4 separate regions of the Mus musculus genome follow, and regions 1, 2 and 4 are each linked to region 3. The links are chromatin loops, found by intact Hi-C in ENCODE. Cell type or tissue: left cerebral cortex. All regions are shown on one strand.

Region 1 (5,000 bases), 94 kb after region 3:
CTGGCCAGCCCTCCTGCAGCTGGATGTACTCAGAAGTGCCCCGCACCTGTGCCTGTCCCCGTGTGAGCTGTAAATCCCACAACAGTTGGGCAGGTCTCTGGCCTTACAAGTGAATTCTGCAGAGAGGCCTGGGTCACTGCCTGGTAGAGTGGAAGAGCTCAGCCCACCCAAACCTCTCTATCTCTAGTAAGTGCCTTGAAAGCAGACAGACCAGTATGTCTGTACTGGTGACCAGGGTTCCCACCAGGACTGCACACTTGTGTATCTGAGTTTCTGTAAAGAGGACCATGCTCACAAGGGTCCTCAGTCAGCCAGACTTCAGTCCTCAAGACAGTCTTTGGCACTCCTGATTCTGTGACAATAACTTCAAAAAGGAGCAACTCCATTTGGTTTAAATGTCTTTACTAGAACAAAAGCACAGGCTGAAAACAGGTGCATCTGAGGTCACCTTTCCTCTTGGATAGGCCATGGCATTCCGGTCACATCCATGCCGGTTAACTAAAGCGAGAGGTATAGAGTGACAGGCCAGCATCTACAGTGCACTGGCAAGGCTAGAACGACAGCAGCAAGCTGTGTGTGGCTGGCGTGTCAAAGCTCAGCAGTGCTCAGTGAGCTCTAGGATGCTCGTCTGTTTATAGCATGCACTTTTAAAACCCAACTATTCAGTCCCTTTTAAACAGAGACAGGATGATAGAAACCCACCACCATGACTTCCGGAAGGGGCTAGCTTATGTTATGAGAGTAACCTTTTGGGCCTAGGAAAACTGCTGTATTAACACAACCTGGATTAATTTATAAAGTGTGATTCTAAGTCAGACACATTCACAGAAAGGCAGGTTCACCAGGAGCTGCCAGGCAGACTGTCTTTCTTAGTGACTGGCTGCTGGCTGCTACTGTATTTAGCTTTTTTAAAAAACGGGCTGAATTTTAAAATACAGCACTTGAGAGTTAATATATAGGGAGAGTTAAATATGTGCAGAAGCCGCTCACTGTACTCAGCTGTATGCAACAGTCTACACAGCACAAGTGGGTGGACATTGTGCTCGGCATGCTGGAGGGAGAACGTGGCGTTACAGAAGGAACACAGTGGTATGGGGGCAGCTGAATCTGCCTTTGTAAGATTGTGTTGCCAAGATGTCCAATATCCAACTAAATATACATAATCCACTTGACTATTCTAATCGGATACATGCCCTCCTTCCCTCCAGCCAGTGGGTGGCATGAGGTGGCACAGGGAGTCCCCACCACCTTGGTTTCCGGGACGCAGCTGTCTAGAAGCCTATCTTGCCCCTGGTCATGGAGTAGCCCAGCTTGGCTTCATTGTTGATGAAGGACATGAGCCCCACGTAGGTCTCGATGAGGAGGGGGCGCTCCAGCACCAGCACGGTATTCGCCTGCCCTGGCAGTGGGCTCTCCTTCTGGGCCTTCTTGACAGCTTGGATCAGGAGAGCCTTGAAGCTTTCCAACTTTGAAGAGAATAAACATGGAGCCTTAACCTCATGCCAAGACAGCAGTACTGGGAAACGAGGATTCTGAGTTCAAATCCTCCCAAATACCACATAGTGATGACATCACCAATGACAGGTTGGGCCCTATGAGCTGTGTCATCAGGTGGTTCATCATGTACAAACATCATGAAGGGACCTGCCTTAAGTCCAACCTAGAGAGTACCAGTCTATCTCTAAAGATGCAGTCAGGAGATTCGGCAGCCTGAGACAAGGTACTGCCAGTGCCAACAGGTGGAAAATCTTTTTTACAGACGCACATGCTCTGGAGTGCACCTCACTAAGCAGGTGATGCTGTAATTGCACACGCTGCCTGCACTGGTGTGCTGTGCACTGACTGACAGGTAGCATCACAGATGGAGGAATTCATGAGGACTATGATGTCACCAAGTGACAGGGCTTTCTCAGCCCTACTCTAACTGTGCAGAATGCTCAGCGCTCCCTCAGCACCTCTCCTGGGAACTTCCAGAGTACCTGTGTCACCAGCAGCACCTGCCAAGCCCCGCCAGTACTGTGGGCTTTTCCCATGCTCGCTCACCCACCCAGTCCAGACTGAGCATCCTGCAATGGGATGGTGACTCTGTTCTTAAACAGCACCACCTAGCTTCCTACTGTGGAACTGCACCTCCAGGGTTCACACTGACAGTGGCCTTGGCCTGCTTACATGGCACAGAGACGCTGTCTTCTCGTCCATGCCAGCCATTGGGTGTTCTATGAAGGTGGCATAGGGCATGTTTGTAGACCAGGGGTTCCATCTGTTGATGAAGGAAGGGCGGCTCTGCTTGTCCCACTGAATGCGAACCCCAAAGCCTTCTCTCCTGATGGGGGAGGGGGAGAAAGCCTTGCTTACCACAGGAATACAACATTGCATTCAGTATCAGGGATGGCTGGGGAACCTGTGACCTAGTGTAACAATGGCCTCCACTAACAGCTTCACACACTTCCAAAGCGTAACAAGTTAATGAGCCTCCTTTGCAGCCTATGAAACCGGCACACAGTCCAACCTGGCCTAATTATGGCCGTGTTTGTTCTTAATGTTACTGAATGATGCTTAAGTTAGTAGCCATTAGCTTCCTGGAGTCCCTAGTCAAATAATTCTTTTATAGCAAGCCAACCAGTCTCTGAAGGCTGTTAGGTGTTTTGCGATGTATCGAATTTTTAGTAATACTGAGCACATGCCCTGTGTCTCCCTCCTGCTGGAGTTAAAACTCCCAGACTCCCTACATAGCTTATGACAGTGGGCTCTGATTCCATGTATCTTAACGGTATTTAAATGAATGGTTTTTAGTGGGGACAGAGTGGCCGACTGTGCCAGCATCCCTTTCAAGGAGGTACTGAGCAACCCGGAAATCACCAGCCTCTACTTAAAGGTCCTTTCCACTGGTTCTTCAAGATGAGACCTTTACCTCACAAGAGAGTGGGTCAATACCACTTACAGGATCCGCTGGGGCCCTGCCGTGTAGTGCGCTGGTGCACCTACTTGTTGAGCGACTTCGGAGGAAACTGGAATTCTCCACAGGAGATGGTGTCTACCGCGCTGAGCGCCACCCTGACCACCTGCTGGCACTGAAGGCTGATGAAGTCATATTTGCAGATGAGCAGCGACTGGTCGGTGACCAGCACCAGCCGCTCCTTCTCGTTGTTCCAGTGGTCCACCCTGGAGAGGAGAGGGGCCGCCCATCACCAAGAGCCCCGCCTGCCCCCGCCCGCCCCCGCCCAGTGTCCCCGCAGTCCCCTCGCGCCGGCTTACTCGGTCAGCAGCCACACCCCCTGGATCTCGCCGTCCTCCACGGGCCGTACCACGGCGCGGATCTCCTCGACCGCCTGCTCGATGGTGCCGGGCCGGAACACGAAGTACTCCTTGACGCGGGCGCGGCGTGTAGGGTCGTGGACGTTCAGCGGCCACAACGTCTGGCGCAGCGGTGTGCCCGCCCCAGGCCGGCCCGCACCCGCGTCCTCGCCGGCCGCCAGCACCGCCGTGGGGCTCGTGCCCGCCGAGTCCACCGTGTCCCGCAGCTGCAGCATCGCGCCGCCACCGGCAGCCTCCACCGACGGCCGCCGCCCCGGCGTCCGCCCGGCCGCGCCCCGCCCTCCCTCGTTCGCCTTGTGATTGGTTGAGTCCTGCAGAGCCCGCCTTCCGGACCCGCCTCCAGCTCCGTCGACTGCGTCTCGCGATTGGCTTTCCCCTAAGCTGTCTTCTGCAATTGGGTCTAAAGTGCTGCCGTTCATGATTACGGCGGCCCCTCCTGGGCCGGAAGCTGCCGCCACGCGCGGAGCCACTTCCTGTTTACAGGAAGGGCGAGTTAAAAAAAAAAAAAATGCCGGTCGGGGGTTCCTGGCTGAGAACGGGGAAAGGGACGCCATGGACTCGCGCGGAAGGGGGCACTTGGGGGCTCGTGCGTAGGGCGTTGCCCCGACAGTGTGTCCTCGCTTGGCTCCGTGCCCTTCACCTTCGGGCTTACGGTGCACTTCGGGCGGAGGTGTGCGGCGCACTTAGGAGGTGTGCATGCCTGGGGAGTGTGAAAGTGTGGGCATGGGTGTGTGCGCGTCTGAGGATTGTGAAAGCGTGGGAATGGGTGTGTGCGCGTCTGAGGATTGTGGACACTGTGTCGGGGCACCTCAGATAGAGGCTTCTCAGGAGTGTGCTGCACTCCTTGGGCGTGGTCACCTTGGGAGTGTGGGTTTATAGGGTGTGTGCACACTGGAGATAGGAGTGTGTGCAGGTCAGAGGTGGCTGTCAGAGGGTTCTTTATATTGGGCATGATACGCACAAGTAAGCTACCATGTCACCGAAGAGTGCTGCTGGGGCGGGGGGTGGGGGGAGTTGGAAGGAAACGCCGTAGGATGCTCTTGGGCCCTGCAGCTTCTCCCTGGGACAGAAGCCATGCGAGATGTCCCTGAGTTCCTGCTCCCACGGGGGTGCCAGCAGTGTGCCTGGGTTGATGGAGCTAATGGACCGCTATGATAGTGTGGCCCAAAAGTCTTTTCTAACAGTCACCAAGACATAGGTTAGACTCATCAGTGAATGACAGCCCAAGATACAGCTCAGGCCTGTAGTCTGTCTCCTGACCGTTGTGAGGGCTCCTTAGCCTGCTGGACCTTTTACAGTGTGGCTTCGTCAGAGAATCCAGTCCAATGAGGTCTCCGGGACACTGGTGGGAGCAGCCACGATGACGTGAATTCCCACAGAGGTTCCTGAGACCGCTGTGGATGTGAAGAGTGTGCTGAAAGCTGACAGAGAAAGGGGAGATGAATAGATAAGTGCATATAAGGCAATAAGCCAGGGATGGAGAGGTGGCTCAGCAGTTAAGAACACTGGCTGCGCCGGGCGTGGTGGCGCACGCCTTTAATCCCAGCACTCGGGAGGCAGAGGCAGGCAGATTTCTGAGTTCCAGGCCAGCCTGGTCTACATAGTGAGTTCCAGGACAGCCAGGGCTACACAGAGAAACCCTGTCTCGAAAAAAACCAAAAAAAAAAAAAAAAAAAATCAAGGAG
Region 2 (5,000 bases), 240 kb after region 3:
GAAAGGCCGCCAACATCTTCCGCGGAGCGCACCGGCCTGTCTGTCTGCAGAGACAAGCTATGGGAACTTCATGCTGCTGCCTCACCTCTGTGGACTCAGCTTCCTTGCGCGAGGGTGAAGAAGGCGCGCCCTGTGGGAGGTGTCTCGCTGGAGACAACTTCCCGGAATAACTTTTTTTTTTTTTTTTTTTTTTGAGACAGGGTTTCTCTGTATACTCCTGGCTGATCCTGGAACTCACTCTGTAGACCAGGCTGGCCTCGAACTCAGAAATCCACCTGCCTCTGCCTCCCGAGTGCTGGGATTAAAGGCATGCGCCACCACGCCCGGCTCCAGAATAACTCTTAACACTAACAAGTTTCTTGCTACTGGGCTGGAGAGATGGCTCAACAGAAAAGAGCTCCAACTGCTCTTGCAGACGCCCTGGGTTCAAGTCCCAGCACCCACATGCTAGCTCATAACTATCTGTAACTCCTCATAACCCCTGGGGAATCCAATGACCTCTTAAGACTTCCATGGGCACCAGGCATGACATGCCTGTGGCGCACATACATACATACATACACACAGGCACAACACTTAAATACATACAATAAATATATCTTAAAAAACAAACCAACTAACCAGAGATTTCTAGCTTTAGGTGTTTGGAGAAGGGTGGCAGGGAGCCTCTACCTAGCTCTCGACACCCTGTTCTCTGGCTGAGTCTTTACTTTTTCAAAGCCCTGAGACCCTTCCCTCTCTCAGGCCGTGCTGTGAGCGCATGGTCCGAGGCTTCTCTCTGGACCATGGGCAGAAAGAAGGGTCTGTCCCCAGAAGGGAACACAGCAGAGGTGCATTCAATCAATGAACTCTGATGGATAAACAGAGGCCCAGAGGCTCAAGGCCCGGAGGCTGGAGCAGCTTGCCTGAATCCACAAACAGCAACTTTCAAGCTTGGTGCCCACACACCTGGGTAGGGAGCCATTGCTATCAGGGCATACTGGCATGCAGTCACGAATGGCTCCACACAGTACCTGGGACCCTGCAGCTGGTCACTCAAGTGACAAACACACCCAAGCATCTACTTAGGAGCTACCAAATCCTGTCTGGGCTCCAGGCATGATGTGGAGGCCGCTAAAATCTCATCTTGGTGGCTACCAACTCAGATCTCGGCCCCTGGGACCAGGCCCATGCCCAAATTCATCTTTCTCGCTCAACCTCAAAATAGATCTCTGCTCCTTATTTACAGATATGGGAACCAAGGTAGTGGGTTGGGGACAGGTGCTCACCACCGTCCAGTCTATAAGTGCCGCCCTCTGCTTTCTGGGACAGCCCTCTCCCTCTGGAAGGCACTGCGGAGCCTGGCTAGAGGACTAGACACCAAAGCCACCAAGGTGGGATAAGGGCACGAGGGGGTCAGGCCACTCAGCCTATCTAAACAGATCGTCTTTCTAGCTCCCGGAAGAGTCACTTCCACGCCCCCCCCTCCCGGGACTTCCCAGGAGTCTCTGCGTTCAAGTGTCTAACCAGGTCCACTGCAAAGTGTCCCTTGGACTGTGGCTCAGGGCAGCTAGGCTCCAGATCCCCGGCTTTCAGCCCAAGAGAGAGGGCGGGGCGCGATGAAGTCGCCGAGGTACAGGAGGGGCGGGAGCGGAGAGGGGAATGGAGCAGAGGTGCTCCGGGCGCCCCAGGTGGTCTTCCCCTTGGCTGACTCTCCAGTCCCCAGACTCACCTGTGCGCGCAACCGAGGGTCGGCCGGGAGGGTGTAGCCTGCAGTGCCGCTGGGTCCCCGCGTCCCGGGGCCGGCCGGTCCCGCCCTCTCTACTTCCTGCGCGGTGGGCGGTCGGGCGAGCGGTCGGGCGGAGCCGGGGCCAGGTGGGCTCCGCCAGCGGCTGCGCGGCCGGAGGGCGGGACGCGCCCTGGGCACCTGCTGCACCACCACCGCCTCACCTGGCCGCGCCGGCTGCGTCACCGCTCTACCTGGGTCCGCCTGCGTTCACGTGACCCGTCTGGTGGTTCGGGCGGGAGTCCGCCCTCGGGTACTGTCTACCCTCCCTCCCGCTCCTACGCCCGCTTCCTTCTGTGCCTCACTCCCAGGTCCGCCGCCTCCTCCAGGAAGCCTTCGGAGAAATCCCGGGCCTGCGGGAACCTGTTTGTTGAAAGAAAGCCCCGCCCTCTGCATTCTTTGCAGCTGGCTGCTTCATGGCAGCCCTGGCCAGGATCTCCCAGAACACCTTTCATGGTTTAACCTATCCACCACAACCTCATTTTACTGAGAACTCTGAAGGCTGGAAATTCTGCTAGCCACACAGATCTGGCCGCGAGTCTCCAGATCTCAGGAAAACAGCTACCAAGTCTATGTAGTGTCCTCAAGAATGAGGAGGTAATAACGACCCCCATGTTTAGGGGGTCAGGCTCCTCATGTGGAAAAGGATGGGGTCTGCACCATTGCCCTCCGAAGTGCTAATCAAACCTGAGATCCCAAGGGTGGCTCTGATCAAGGTGAGAAGAGGAGGGTAGGCAAGAGGCATAGTGAGTGTAAGAGCCAAGAAACGAGGGAACACGTCCAGGAGGGTAGCCTGAGGCGGAGGCACAGAGAACACAGAGCAGGGTGGATTGGAGGCGGAGGCTGGAAGTGCCCAGTTCCCATTGGAGAGTGGGGTCCTCTTAAAGGCAGGGGGGTCAGGACTGGGCTGACACGGCCCTGACCATCCTGACTCTGCCAGGTATGTTTAGTCCAGACTCACCTTCCCCAGGCTGTCCCAGGTTCCTGGGAGCTGGGGTTACAGGCAGACACCATTACAGCTATTTTTTTCTTTTTCTTTTTTTTTTTGATGATGCAACATTGTATTCAGATGGTTTGTTATCCCCAAGACCCCTCAGGGCATGGCCATCAGAGCAGAACCTCAACCACTCTGGGACAAGAAGAGAGACCGTATCTGTTAAAACAGCCACCTCTCGGGCTGATGAAATGGCTCAGCAGTTAAGAGCGCCGACTGTTCTTCCAAAGGTCCTGAGTTCAAATCCCAGCAACCACATGGTGGCTCACAACCAACCGTAACAAAATCTGATGCTCTCTTCTGGAGTGTCTGAAGACAGCTACAGTGTACTTACATATAATAAATAAATAAGTAAATATTAAAATAAAAACAGCTGCCTCTCACTGTGGCTTGCTCTGCCTGGCTCACTAGGCTGTGCGTGACAGGGACATGACCTGGGTGTAACCCGAGGTCCTGAGACACAGCCAGTACTAGTCCCCATCCTGACCCACCTCTGTCATCTGTTTTTCAGGAAAGAGCTGTGACCTCACACCACGGCCCTCACACACGGTTCATGCAGTGTAGCCCCAGAGCTTGCTCTGACAGAGGTGATGCCGGAGACTCTGGGTTGGCACTTTCACTTTCTTGGCCAACAGTGTGGGGTTGTATGCCCTGGTGACACTCCTGTCTAGCTACTTACTGCCTGTGCCCTGGTCTTCCTATGCTTCCAACCTCAGCCCCGAAGCTGGGTGGTTCCTCTGCTCTTTCCGGTGTGATATCTTCTGGGCAGGGCACGAGTTGGCCACAGATCCAGGCTCAAATGGGCGTCAGTCACACTGGATGGAGGAGAGGAGCTCAGAGTGACCTGTGGACTGAGACCTGGGACCCAGAACTCTCTGGGTCTCAGCTGTCTGCGGTAGACTGCTCCTGGGAAAGGCGACTTGTTGCTGACCCCTTGAGGCCATTATGAGGTATTGCACCCCACCAAGCCCATCCTCAGTTTGCAGCATGTCAGCTCTTGCTTGGCAAGGTCTCATCACGCCCTGCCCCCCTTAGTATCTGACTTCTAAAGAATTAAAAGACGGGGGGGGGGACCCTCAAACACAAGACAGTTAACATCAGGGGAAAACGCAGACTCTGCAGGCAGAATCAACAGATGAAAAACACCCCCCCTCCTTTTTTTCTAGGAGCAGGGTCTCACTGTGTAGCCCAGGCTGGCCTGAAATCACTATGCATACCAAGTTGGCTTAAACTCATAGAGACCTGGCTGCTTCTGCCTTGAAAGTGCTGGAACGAAAGGTATCAGCACTATGCCTAACAGAAATGCAAGGTAGGGACAGAGAAAGGCCCCCTGCAAAACAGGCCAGGGGAGCAGAAATGCACATAGCAAGGCACACACAGAGAAAGCCCTCCCCCCTTGCAAAACACACTGCGGGTGTGGGACTCAGATGTCAAAGTCTAACCTTCTCCTGGAGGACTATTGGTTTTTTAAAGGGGGTGCTAGGCTGGAATTGGGGACACCTTTCTTTCTTTAGGAAAAGACTTGCATGCCTTTGTCTCAAGCTGCCAGGCCTTCTGTTTCAGGTCTTGAGGGCAAGGAAGAAGCCTGTAATCCTCTTTCTGTGTCTATCCCTGTCTGTCTGCCTGCCTGCCTGCCAGAGATCTAACTCCTAGTCCCTGTGCATGCTAAAGGCTCTGCTGCCAAGCTGTACCCAGCTCTGTCCAGGAATCTAATGAAATAAAAAGAGCAATCTAAAGTGTAGTGAAAAAGCCAAAGGGAGACGGTGTTGGACTATCTAACCTGTGTGACTGGAGGCTCAGGAAGGGCAAGCAGGACAAGGATGTGGAAAAGGACACAGTGTTTTGTCCAGTCATCATCAAAGAGGCTTCCTCCAGCAGCAGATGGGAGTGGATGCAGAGATCCACAGCCAGACATTACACGGGGAGATTGGAGGTCTCCACAGGGCCCCTTCCTCAGAGCGTGGAAGTCCTGTGAGAGAGTGGGGTAAAGACTGTAGGAGTCAGAGGGGATGGAGAGCACCAGGAAAATAGGGCCCACCGAGTCAGCTAAGCAATGCTCACAAGGGCTCACAGAGACTGAAGCTGCAAGCGCAGAGCCTGCAGGAGACTGCACCAGGCGCTCTGTGTATGTGTTCTGGCTGTTTAGCTTGGTGTTTCTATGGGGCTTCTGTGAGAGCTGGTGTGTCCTTTACTTGCTCTCAGGGCTCTTTTCCTCCTGTTGGGTTTCCTTGTCCAGGTTCA
Region 3 (5,000 bases):
GTTTATTCTTCCCTGCTAAGAGGCTCTAAGTTATAACAGCTCTAAGTCTTAAAGGAGGACTCACAGGCAAGGAAATAGCACTCTTTCGGAGTGCACCATGATCTTACCACTGGGATTGGTACCACAGTCACATCGAGCCATGTAGGCTGATACCCTATAGAACTATTGATTTAAACACAGGCTATACCCTATACAACCATGGATTTAAACACAGGCTATACCCTATAGGACCATGGATTTAAACACAAGCTATACCCTATAGGTCCATGGAGTTAAACACAAGCTATACCCTATAGGACCATGGATTTAAACATAGGCTATACCCCATAGGTCCATGGATTTAAACATAGGCTATACCTTATAGGACCATGGATTTAAACACAGGCTGTACCCTATAGGACCATGGATTTAAACACAGGCTATACCCTATAGGACCATGGATTTAAACACAAGCTATACCCTATAGGACCATGGATTTAAACACAAGCTATACCCTATAGGTCCATGGATTTAAACACAAGCTATACCCTATAGGACCATGGATTTAAACATAGGCTATACCCCATAGGTCCATGGATTTAAACATAGGCTATACCTTATAGGACCATGGATTTAAACACAGGCTGTACCCTATAGGACCATGGATTTAAACATAGGCTATACCCTATAGGACCATGGATTTAAACACAGGCTGAACCCTATAGGACCATGGATTTAAACACAGGCTGAACCCTATAGGATCATGGGTTCCTACTGAAACTCCACCCTGGGGGTCTCCATTATAAAGGGTGCCCTTAGGTCTCCTTGATGCACAGCTGACTTGGCTGGCATGTTCACACTCAGTGAGTTCAGGGTCTGACTCTAAACAGAGCCTCCTTTGAACCCCACCTCCTTCAGGGCCACAGTTTCAATCCTCAGGTGTCAGCATGCCACCCTTGCCCATCTCTGGTGACATCTGTACTTCCCCAGCCTGGGATCTTGGGTGATGGGAACACACAGACCTGCCCTCCCAGCCCACTCACGTGCATGTAGAACATGTCCTCGTCCCCGTGGCGTCTCTTCTTCACGTTGGTACCCAGGGCAGGGATGGCAGGGGGGCTCTGCTTGAATGCTAGAAGGCAGGTCGGGAAAGATAAATGAGCCAGAGAGCAAAGACTGAGATGCCCAGGTGAACACCTGCCATGGGTGTGGTGTGCACACAGGGCAAACCTAGGCTGGAAGGAGCTGGACCAGGGTCCCACATGCTCCTAGCCTCAGAGCATAGACAAGTGAGATGTCTTGGGCCACATTCGCCCTGTCCCGCCTGGAGAGGCTTCCCAGCCTCAGCCATTCAGACCCAGATCCATCTTTGGATGAAGCTATGCTTGGCACCTTTGGAGCAGGTACTCCCCACACTCAGGTGCATCCAACTCCACCCTCCGCCCATACCCTGACCCAGAGCCCCACTCACCACGTTTGCTGGCAGCTCCATTTTTGGTGGTACTTTCATTCAGAGCCTGTTGCTCCCGGTAATGGTCTTCATCAGCTTTGCGGTCACGGCCAGGACAGGCACAGATGCGACCCTCGAAAGACCGGCGGCCCAGGACCTGTCCACTGTTGGGTCGGCACAGCGTGGCTGTGAGCTCAAGAGACCACTCTTGACCCTGCCCAACTCCCGCAGACCCCTCGTGACTGGCCTTGAAGCTGAATGCCCACCGAGGAGAGCAAGCCCTCCCTGTGTCCATGACATGCCCCCCCACGGCCCCACCTCTACCATCCTTCCACGGCAGACTCACTCCCGGGTCTCCAGGGTGATGATGACAAGGATGGGCCTCCGATTCATGCCCCCCACACAGCTGCTGTTACACATGAAGTTGTACAGGATGGTGGTAAATTCTGTTCCCACCTGTCCACAGGGGAGACAGGGGAAGGGCTTAGTATCAGTCAGCATGCAGGGCCCACCTTCTAAGAAAAGGACTTGTAGCTGCCACCTCTGGCCCTGGTTCTGAGGAGGCATAGGGACGCTGCAGTATGGTTCACGGTCATCTACCCATCTATCTACCCAACCACCCCATCTTTGCACTTATCCATCCATCTCGCCACTTATCCACCTACCATCCACCAAACCATCCATCCGCTCACACGCCTGTCTACACATCCATCCATCTGCTCACACGCCTGTCTACACACCCACGTATCCACCTACCCCACTCACTTGCCGGTCAACCTCTCATCCATTGACACATACATCCACACACCTGCTCACTTGCCTACCCATACACCCACTTACACTCCTGCTCACCTGCTCTCCTGCCCACCCCCAGTGGTGCCTGACTATCACCCACCTACCTACCCACCCATCCACTCACTCACCCATCCATTCAGCCATCTACACTCACGTGAGATTGCCCGCCCTCCCACCGATCCATCTGTGCCGTCACAGCCCTGTGCTGGCTCTGGGCTGAGAGCTCAGTCTTGGTTTCAGCTCTTAGGGGAGGTACAGAGTTTGTGGTGTGCTTGCTGCAGTCATCTTCCTTAACACAGGCAGAGGTCAAATGTCAGGGCTGTATGTGAGTGGGTGTGTGTGAGCCTTTGTGTCAAGTGTGTGATGAGTACTGTGGACTCATCTGGGCAGAGGAATGAAAGGGACTCCATCCCCAGAAAGGAGTTTCAAAGGTTAGGGTACAAACGCCATAAACCCCAGTCCTTCACAGAACTTACACCTGCCAACCACTAGAGGGCAAGAGAAACCTACGTTGTGTCTCATGCCTGAGCTGGTGAGGCTTTTTCTGATGAGAGGGGAGGATGCTTGTGGGGTGTGTGTGTCTGTGTGTCTGTGTGTCTGTGTGTGTGTGTGTGTCTGTGTGTATGTGTGTGTGTGTGTTTCTGTGTTCTGTGTGTCTCTGCCTGTTTCTGTGTGTGTGGTGTGGGTGGGTGGGGTCTCTGTGTTTGTCCATGTGTTTCTCAGTTTGTGTCTGTGTGTGTGTGTGTTTGTCTGTGTGTGTGTGTCTGTGTGTGTGTAGGTGTGTATGTCTCTGTGTGTCTCTGTGTATGTCTGTGTGTGTGAATCTGTGTCTATGTGTATGTCTGTCTGTGTGTGTCTGTGTGTATATGGGGCCCTGTCCCACTGACATTCAAAGCTGCCTCACAGGACCCCAGGGCTTGGTAGAGGATGGGTCAGAGATGAGACCTAACCCCAGTCCTCCTGAGTCTCCGCCCTGATACCTCCCACATCAGTACTGAAGTCCCTTCACCTTGCCTTTGGCCCCAACTGGGGCTCATATCAGATCTAGAAGGTGACCACACACTCTTCTGGTGTCAAAGTGGACAGCTGCCTCCTCCAGTCTTCCTTCACTTGTCTACTTTTGGCAACCACCACCTCCAGCCTGGTTCCCTCCCTTAGAGCCCTCACCTGTGGTCTGAGCCCTTCGCCTCCAGCCTGAACCTCCGTATCCACCCTGCACCTCAGTGTGCAGCATGTCTGGTCACCTCCACTGTACCCTCCATCCAGCTGGCACCACTCTCCCGAGGCTCTGCACACAGGCCCTCTTAAGGCTGACCGATCATCTCTGTCTTCCCTACTCTCCTGAGCCTGTGTTCCACGGCTCCAATCTCCTGTAGGCGTCCTCTGTGATTCCCCCAGCCTGGTCTAGGAGGCCTTTCATGATCACTACCCCCCCACACATGGAATTGCCCACCCTCTACCCACCACCCCATGCTTGCTGGCTTGCTTTTGTCCCTGCAAATGGAGCCTGAGATGTCTGGGAACTCTTTCTTCCATGTCTAGAAGACTGTACTTGAGAGAAACAAGCAAGAAGATTGAAGATTAGACCCTCCAGGGAGGGCAGGGTTGAAAGGTTGGAGGTCATATAACTATACCTCGCTATATAGCTGAGGCGAGAGAGAGACAGAGACAGAGAGAGACAGAGACAGACAGACAGACAGACAGACAGACAGACGAGAGACAGACAGAGACAGAGACAGACAGACGAGAGACAGACAGAGAGACAGAGAGCTAAAGTTGGCTTGAGCACAGGCCCAAGCTCGCTGCCCACAGTGAAATGAACTGTCAGGAAAAGGCCTGAGAGGCAGGCTGAGGTCAGAGCAGAGGCCCAGGGAACCCCACCCTGTAAGGTTGGCTTTGTATCCCAGCCTGGACCCCGCCTACCTGTGGGGGTTCATACGGCACAACCACACTCTGCCTTCCGGTGACAGGGTCATCCACGTACTGGGCGAGGTTGTTGCCTTCTACACGGATGAGGTGGCTAGCCGGGGCAGACTGTCCTGCCAGGAGGGGACACAGCTTTAGAGAGGGGCCCATCTTCCATCCCATACCCCTGTACCAGGCGTGTGGCAGAACTGAGGCCACAGGGCTTGTCCCCGTGAGAGTCCCAGGCAAGGCTCAGAGCTGTGCAACCCTCATTTAGGTGGCCTTGAGCGGGACAGAAGCTGTCCCCAGATAATCTGACCCTGGGGGTGTCACAGGCTTCACCAGGGACACTGCAGGGATGCTTCACAAGATTCTCCAAGGTCAGCTGGTCCCTCAGACTACACCCTTGCTGGACCATCAGCCTCTTGGACTGTAGTCAGAGCTGAGGAAATGGAAAGAGGGCTAGGGTGTGGGTTCCTGTGAGGGGAGAGTTGAGAGCAGCTTACCGCTGTGCTCACTGGCCTACATCTCTCAGCTATGCCTCTGGTCAGTGTCCCACAGCTGGGAGGGGGAGGGGGGGCTCACCTTCATTGAAGTCCCTTCCAAGCTCGTGGTTGGGGCAGCGCTTAACAATGTCGGTCACATGCTCTGCCTTCTTGTAGACAGGCATGGCCCGGATGGCCGTGCCCGGGGGTGGTGGTGTGGACACTTTGATCTGGATGGGGCATGTCTTAGCAATCTGACAGTACAACTTCTTCAAGAGTGGGGAGTACTGGAGGAGAGAAGGGGGCCAGGTTGAGATGGCAGCTCAGTTCCGGATGCTTCCACAAGACCCCTTTCCCAAGCGCTCCGATGAGGCCTGCTTCCAGAT
Region 4 (5,000 bases), 77 kb after region 3:
CCCTCCTGCCACTGACGCGGAGTCCCTGGGGCCGTTCACTCGGCTAGCACCCGGGCAGCCGCACACCCGAACTCCAGCCTCGGAGCCTCGTGCGAAATACCTGGCCCTAGCTCGGGTCCCAGAGCTGCCTACCTGCTCCGGGCCGGGCGTCGGCGTCGGCGAGGGCTGGGCTGCAGCGTTGCCTCCTCGCCTGGATGCGGGACGGCGGGTTATAAGGGTGCGGAGCAGGGAGGCGGCGGCGAGGGGACTGCCGCAGGCTTAGCGCCTTTCTTGGCGGACCGGCGGGAAGGCAGCGCGGGCACTCAGCCGTGGCGGGAGGAGGGCCGGCCACCCGGGCCCCTGGCTCCCACGCGCGCCCCGCCTCCCCAGCTGGCTCTGCCCGAGTCGGGGTCTGGGCCCCGCTCCTCCCGCCTCCTTCCCGCCGCCGCTTGGCGCGCGTCGCCCAGCTAGCCCCAGCGGGGTCTCCTCCTCCGCGGGGCCCGCAAGCTGGTAGCCGGAGTCTTGGTCGAAGCGGGACCGGACCGCGACCTTTGGCGGGGCTCAGGGCGCCAGGAAGGGTGCGCAGGCGCCGAGGGGGTGGACACAGGGCGCCCGACGCCCTGTACTCCCTCTGACTCTCTCCTCCGCCTTCTCCCCAGATGCCCATCTACCCCGATCCCCCTCGCTGCCCTTACTGTCCTAAGCCTGCAACCCAGGGGCTCAGGAGTGCCCTCAGCGGGGTGGCTGCGCCTCTTCCAGGGCTCGCCCCGGCCTGAGAAAACCGAGAGGACCGACTGAAACTGAACATTGAAAGCCCCGGAGGAGAACCGTTGTCGTTCGGCCAGCACCAGCGGGGTTCCGTCTCTGAGAACGGCTCGAAGCCCCCCTCGATTTGCCTGGCAGAGACCACAGCCCGCCTGGAAAGAGGGTCGAGCGCAGACCCTCTGGGTTGGACTCTTCAAAGTCCAGCCAGAAGTTGCGCCTCCTGATACCTACACACCCCGGGGGCCACGGCCTGCAGTCCGGGTTTCCTAGCCCAGGGTATCAGAGTCTTTCCTTGGATTGGTGTGCTAGGCGATGCCCAACGGATGCCCACAAACTGTGCACATAGAGCGGCTCGGAGTTAGTCAGGGGACTCTTCTCTGGCTCAAGAAGTCTTCTTCACCACCCGCCATCTCCCCTCTGGGCAAGTGAGCGGTCTCCGGTGCCCTCATCTACCACGCAGACCCGTAGTCTGGCGCACAGAAGGAGTTGGGTCCTTGTGGGACCCCTTAGTGGCACTGCAGAGTGGTCCTTGCCCAAGGTGTTCCCACATGCCCTGGAAGTCGCTTTAGTGCAGCTAGTGGCGTTGCAAGGGAGGTGGGTTGGAGCAGACCGAATCTCTCTCGAACTCGAAAGCCTGACCTGGTGTTAGGCCAATAGCTACGAGGAGTAATTATTTGCGAGCTGCAGATTAGAGACAAAGATGAATACCAAGCAAGAGTTTGGGACTGGTTGGGAACAGAAAATGCCAGGACGCTGGCCGCGCACTCTGCAGATCCTCTCCGAATGGTGCAAGCACCGCCATTCATTCATTCATTCATTCATTCATTCATTCATTCGTGGAAATTAGATGCAGCGGTGCGGAAGAGACTGGGAGCTATGAGCTGGACCGAGCAATACTAGATTCCGGTCTTTCAGAATTCGGAACTTAGCTCCAAAGGCAGTGGCTGAGCCTTAAGTGATCCTCTGAAGCTTTGGGTGCAGACAGGAACATCCAACCTCCCGAATGACACCGGAATGGGGAGCCTTGTGGGGCACAGGACGCGGGGTGCTGCGCGAGGGAGGGAGCAGAGCGCTTTGGGGAGCGATCCTGGTCTGAAGTCCAGTTGGTGCTGTATTCTACGTGCCCACCGAGGCTGCCGTCCCGGGTACCGAGCCACACCTCTGAATCAAGTCCACACTCTAACTAGAACCTCCAAAAAGGTGAGGCGACCCACGAGATCCACATGCCTTCGAATTCGTTCCGCCACAGACCTGAGAAGCACTTGAACGTCACGAGGTCACGCTGCAGGTGGTCGCTCTCAGGAAAACCTCAAAGCAAACCTATATTTATACTTATACGTGGAAAATACTTTGCTTTGTTCTGTTTGAGAAAGGGTCTCACGCAGCCCTGCATAGCCTCCAACTCTATAGGTAGCGAAGGATGCCCTGAACATCTGCGTCTCTGGTTTCAGGTGTAGGATTTTTTTTTTTTTTTTAATGCAAACCATCGTGCGGGGTTTATGCGATGCTGCGGACCAAAACCTGGGTTTCATATATGCTAAGCAATCATTTTGCCAATAGAACCGCACTCTCAGCTCCTGTAACAAAAAATTTGTTATCTACTAAAGAGGTGTATCGAAATACGACTATATACTTACACATAAATACGCATTTACATGTAAATAAATGTATGTTCACAAGTACAGAGGTCTAGTTACAACCTGAATTTCAGATAAGGGAGTCTTTTAGTCTAAGTATGCCCCGGGTAACTTTTGGGAACATATTTATTTTGTGATTTATCTGAAGTCAGAATTCAGCCTTCCGTTTCGGGATTTGCAGGGAGATCCGCTATAGCGCAAAGGCGCTCAGCCCCTTTAAGACTCAAACTCGGACTTCCCGCCCCACAATGCCGCGCGGCCGCTTGAGGCTCCCATTGGCTGCTGCTCGCTTCCGCCCCTGTACTTCCGGCCGCTGCCTGGGGCGGTTGCGGGAGGTACTTCGGAGCCGGGCTGGCCCGGGCTGGCCGTGGCCATGAACTTCTCGGAGTCATTCAAGCTCTCGGGCCTGCTCTGCAGGTTCTCCCCGGACGGCAAGTACCTGGTGAGCTGCGGCGCGCTGGGCGGAACCTAAGTGTGGGCGCGCGACTTGTGCACGGGGCCGGGGCGGGCCGAAGGGGGGCGGGAAGGGGGCCCGAGCCGGGCGGCCGCGGGGACTCAGGCTGGACTTAGGGGGCGGGGTGGGAGGTGGGAGAGGGAGGCAGGCAGAGGGGTTTCAGCCCAGATGAGGGAGAACCAGATGATTAGAGAGAACGAACCTGAAGCCGAAGAGGGATCCAGGCCAGCCAGGCTGGGGGATCCTGGCAGGTGACCAGGGTGGAGAAAGAGGACGTGGAGCAGAGTGGGGATGGAGTTGGGGTTGCTATTCTGGCAGGTGGTCAGGGTTAGGAAGGAGGTCTTGGAGCAGGTGGCCAGGGCTGGGTGGGTGCCAGGCTCCCGGCTCCAGTTTCCCTTCATCAAAGTTGGATAAGATGACTCTGCTTTCACACATTTGAGGGCACAGGGGATGGCAGCTCATTGCTATTTTGTATGTTTTCTGTGAGCGAGCTGGTTAAACGGGGCCCTCCTTTGTGAAACTCGTCATAAGCAAATGGTTTAAATAACTAGCTTTCATTGCCAGGGTTGGATGTTAGCTGTCTATTCTTTGGGTGGCAGAATAGTGTTCAGATGGGTGTTTCAAGGTACGCCAACATGACCATTGTGCATTTGTAGAAGGCTGACGTTAGGAAGCCATCAGGGAAAACTCAAGTCTTATTTTAAAAAACTGTGGTTCCGTGCCAGTCGGGTAGCTTGGCTAGTAACGGTACCTGCCACCAAACCTGATGACCTGAGTCCCAGCTCTAGGACCCACTTAATGGAAGGAGAGAACTGTCTCCTGCATGTTGTCCTCTGGCCTCCACATAAGCCGTAACTAGTGCCTGACCCTTCTCACATACAAATGCAATCCTAATTTTTAACAAGTTTTCTTTGATTAATCTATCATTCTCTTTTTAACTGACTGATACCATTGATTGATTGATTGACTGATTGACAGGGTTTCTCTGTAGCTCTGACCAGGTTGGCCTTGAACTCAAAGATCTGCCCCTTGTCTCCTGAGTGCTGGGATTAACGGAGCATGCCACCATGCCTGGCTGTCTTGATTCTCAGTTCACACCCCTGCTGTGTTTGTCCAGGCTTTTGAGACATCCTTTACCCTCCTTATACACATCATCCTAACAATGTAGGAAGTGTCAGGGTAGGACCTGCTTAGCAGGGAAAGGTACTGCCATGCAAGCCCGAGGACTTGAGCTCCGGCTCGGGAACCCACGTAAAGGTGGGAGGAGACCATCAGCCTCGCACACATTGATACATTTTACCTTTTTCCAAGTGCCTCCAGAGACTAAGGTTGCTTTACGGTTCTGAAAGTCTCAGTGAACAGCAAAGAAGTTGCATTTGGGTTAGCTGATATTTGTGCTTGCCGCTCATCAAAATATCGTGGAGCTCTTAATAATTGTTTCTTTCAAGTTTTGTCCTAAATCCTGAGCAGAGCGAGTCCATGTTTCCAGTGTTGGTGTCTTAAGTGATTCCTAAGGAATCCATTGTAACAGGTTACTGCTCACCAAACTCTAATGTGAGAACACAAGCCCTTTGATAGGTCCTCCTTCTGATCTGCACTTGCCCTCTTGCTCTCTTTCCACAGAAGACAAATGTGGCTTCATTAAAAAAAAAAGAGTCTGTGTGTGTGTGTGTGTGTGTGTGAGTGAGAGAGAGAGAGAGACAGAGACAGAGACAGAGAGACAGAGATAGAAACAGAGAGATGCTACAACACACGTGTAGAGGGCAGAGGACAACCCCCAGTGTTATTCCTTACCTTCCACCTTGTTTGAGACAAGGTCTCTTGCTCTTCACTGCATAAAGCAGGCTAGCTGGCCCACATGTACCTGCCTCAGCCTCCCCTCTGCCTCCCCTCTGCCTCCTCATAGAAACTAGGATTTTAAACAGTTTTTAGGATTAACACAGTTTTATGTGGCTTCTGTGCATCCAAACCTGTTTCTGAGGCAAGTGCAAGTTTTTGGCTTTTAGACAATGGCATAATATGCAAAGCTGGCCTCAGACTCAGAAAGTAGTTGAGCACCTCCCTAGTACAGTGATTACAAGTGTGCACCATCACTCCCAAGTAGTAAAAAAATACACACACACACACACACACACACACACACACAGGCTTTTTGAGACAGTTTC

The links. Hi-C counts contacts between places; a loop is a spot of excess contacts. Peaks named below come from ENCODE experiments on the same cell type or tissue, not always from the same donor. Only the 100,000 strongest peaks of a DNase experiment are listed, where the experiment ranks them.
Region 1: a loop joins it to region 3, with 4 times the contacts of the local background. A loop is called at or near these places in 12 of 42 quality-filtered maps.
Region 2: a loop joins it to region 3, with 3 times the contacts of the local background. A loop is called at or near these places in 11 of 42 quality-filtered maps.
Region 4: it touches region 3 in a loop (2.6-fold over the local background); 9 of 42 quality-filtered maps call a loop at or near these places.

Annotation. Positions count from the first base shown.
Region 1 is chr4:154,157,100-154,162,099 of GRCm38, forward strand. Tprgl (transformation related protein 63 regulated like) reads right to left here and starts at 3,585. Exons shown (of 4, transcript NM_026388.2): 1 at 3,256-3,585; 2 at 2,986-3,162; 3 at 2,170-2,323; 4 at 386-1,466. The coding sequence starts at 3,530. The coding sequence ends at 1,272. In left cerebral cortex, a CTCF peak has its summit at 2,118; DNase peaks (open chromatin) are centred at 1,083, 2,115, 3,050 and 3,666; H3K4me3 peaks cover 2,399 bases; H3K27ac peaks cover 1,906 bases.
Region 2 is chr4:154,298,114-154,303,113 of GRCm38, forward strand. Arhgef16 (Rho guanine nucleotide exchange factor (GEF) 16) reads right to left here and starts at 1,782. Exons shown (of 15, transcript NM_001112744.1): 1 at 1,712-1,782. It overlaps Gm52687 (predicted gene, 52687), which reads left to right and starts at 1,531. Exons shown (of 3, transcript NR_168682.1): 1 at 1,531-1,612; 2 at 2,077-2,362; 3 at 2,854-3,142. In left cerebral cortex, a CTCF peak has its summit at 3,694 (motif pointing left); DNase peaks (open chromatin) are centred at 2,017 and 3,691; H3K4me3 peaks cover 431 bases.
Region 3 is chr4:154,062,863-154,067,862 of GRCm38, forward strand. Trp73 (transformation related protein 73) reads right to left here. Exons shown (of 14, transcript NM_011642.4): 5 at 4,715-4,901; 6 at 4,148-4,263; 7 at 1,776-1,885; 8 at 1,451-1,593; 9 at 1,023-1,111. Among named protein-coding and RNA genes, the nearest start is that of Ccdc27, 23 kb to the left of the region's middle. In left cerebral cortex, a CTCF peak has its summit at 2,707 (motif pointing right); DNase peaks (open chromatin) are centred at 2,327 and 2,718.
Region 4 is chr4:154,139,691-154,144,690 of GRCm38, forward strand. Trp73 (transformation related protein 73) reads right to left here and starts at 185. Exons shown (of 14, transcript NM_011642.4): 1 at 133-185. It overlaps Wrap73 (WD repeat containing, antisense to Trp73), which reads left to right and starts at 2,682. Exons shown (of 12, transcript NM_021499.2): 1 at 2,682-2,823. The coding sequence starts at 2,755. In left cerebral cortex, a CTCF peak has its summit at 2,681; DNase peaks (open chromatin) are centred at 1,868, 2,632 and 3,230; H3K4me3 peaks cover 2,164 bases; H3K27ac peaks cover 615 bases.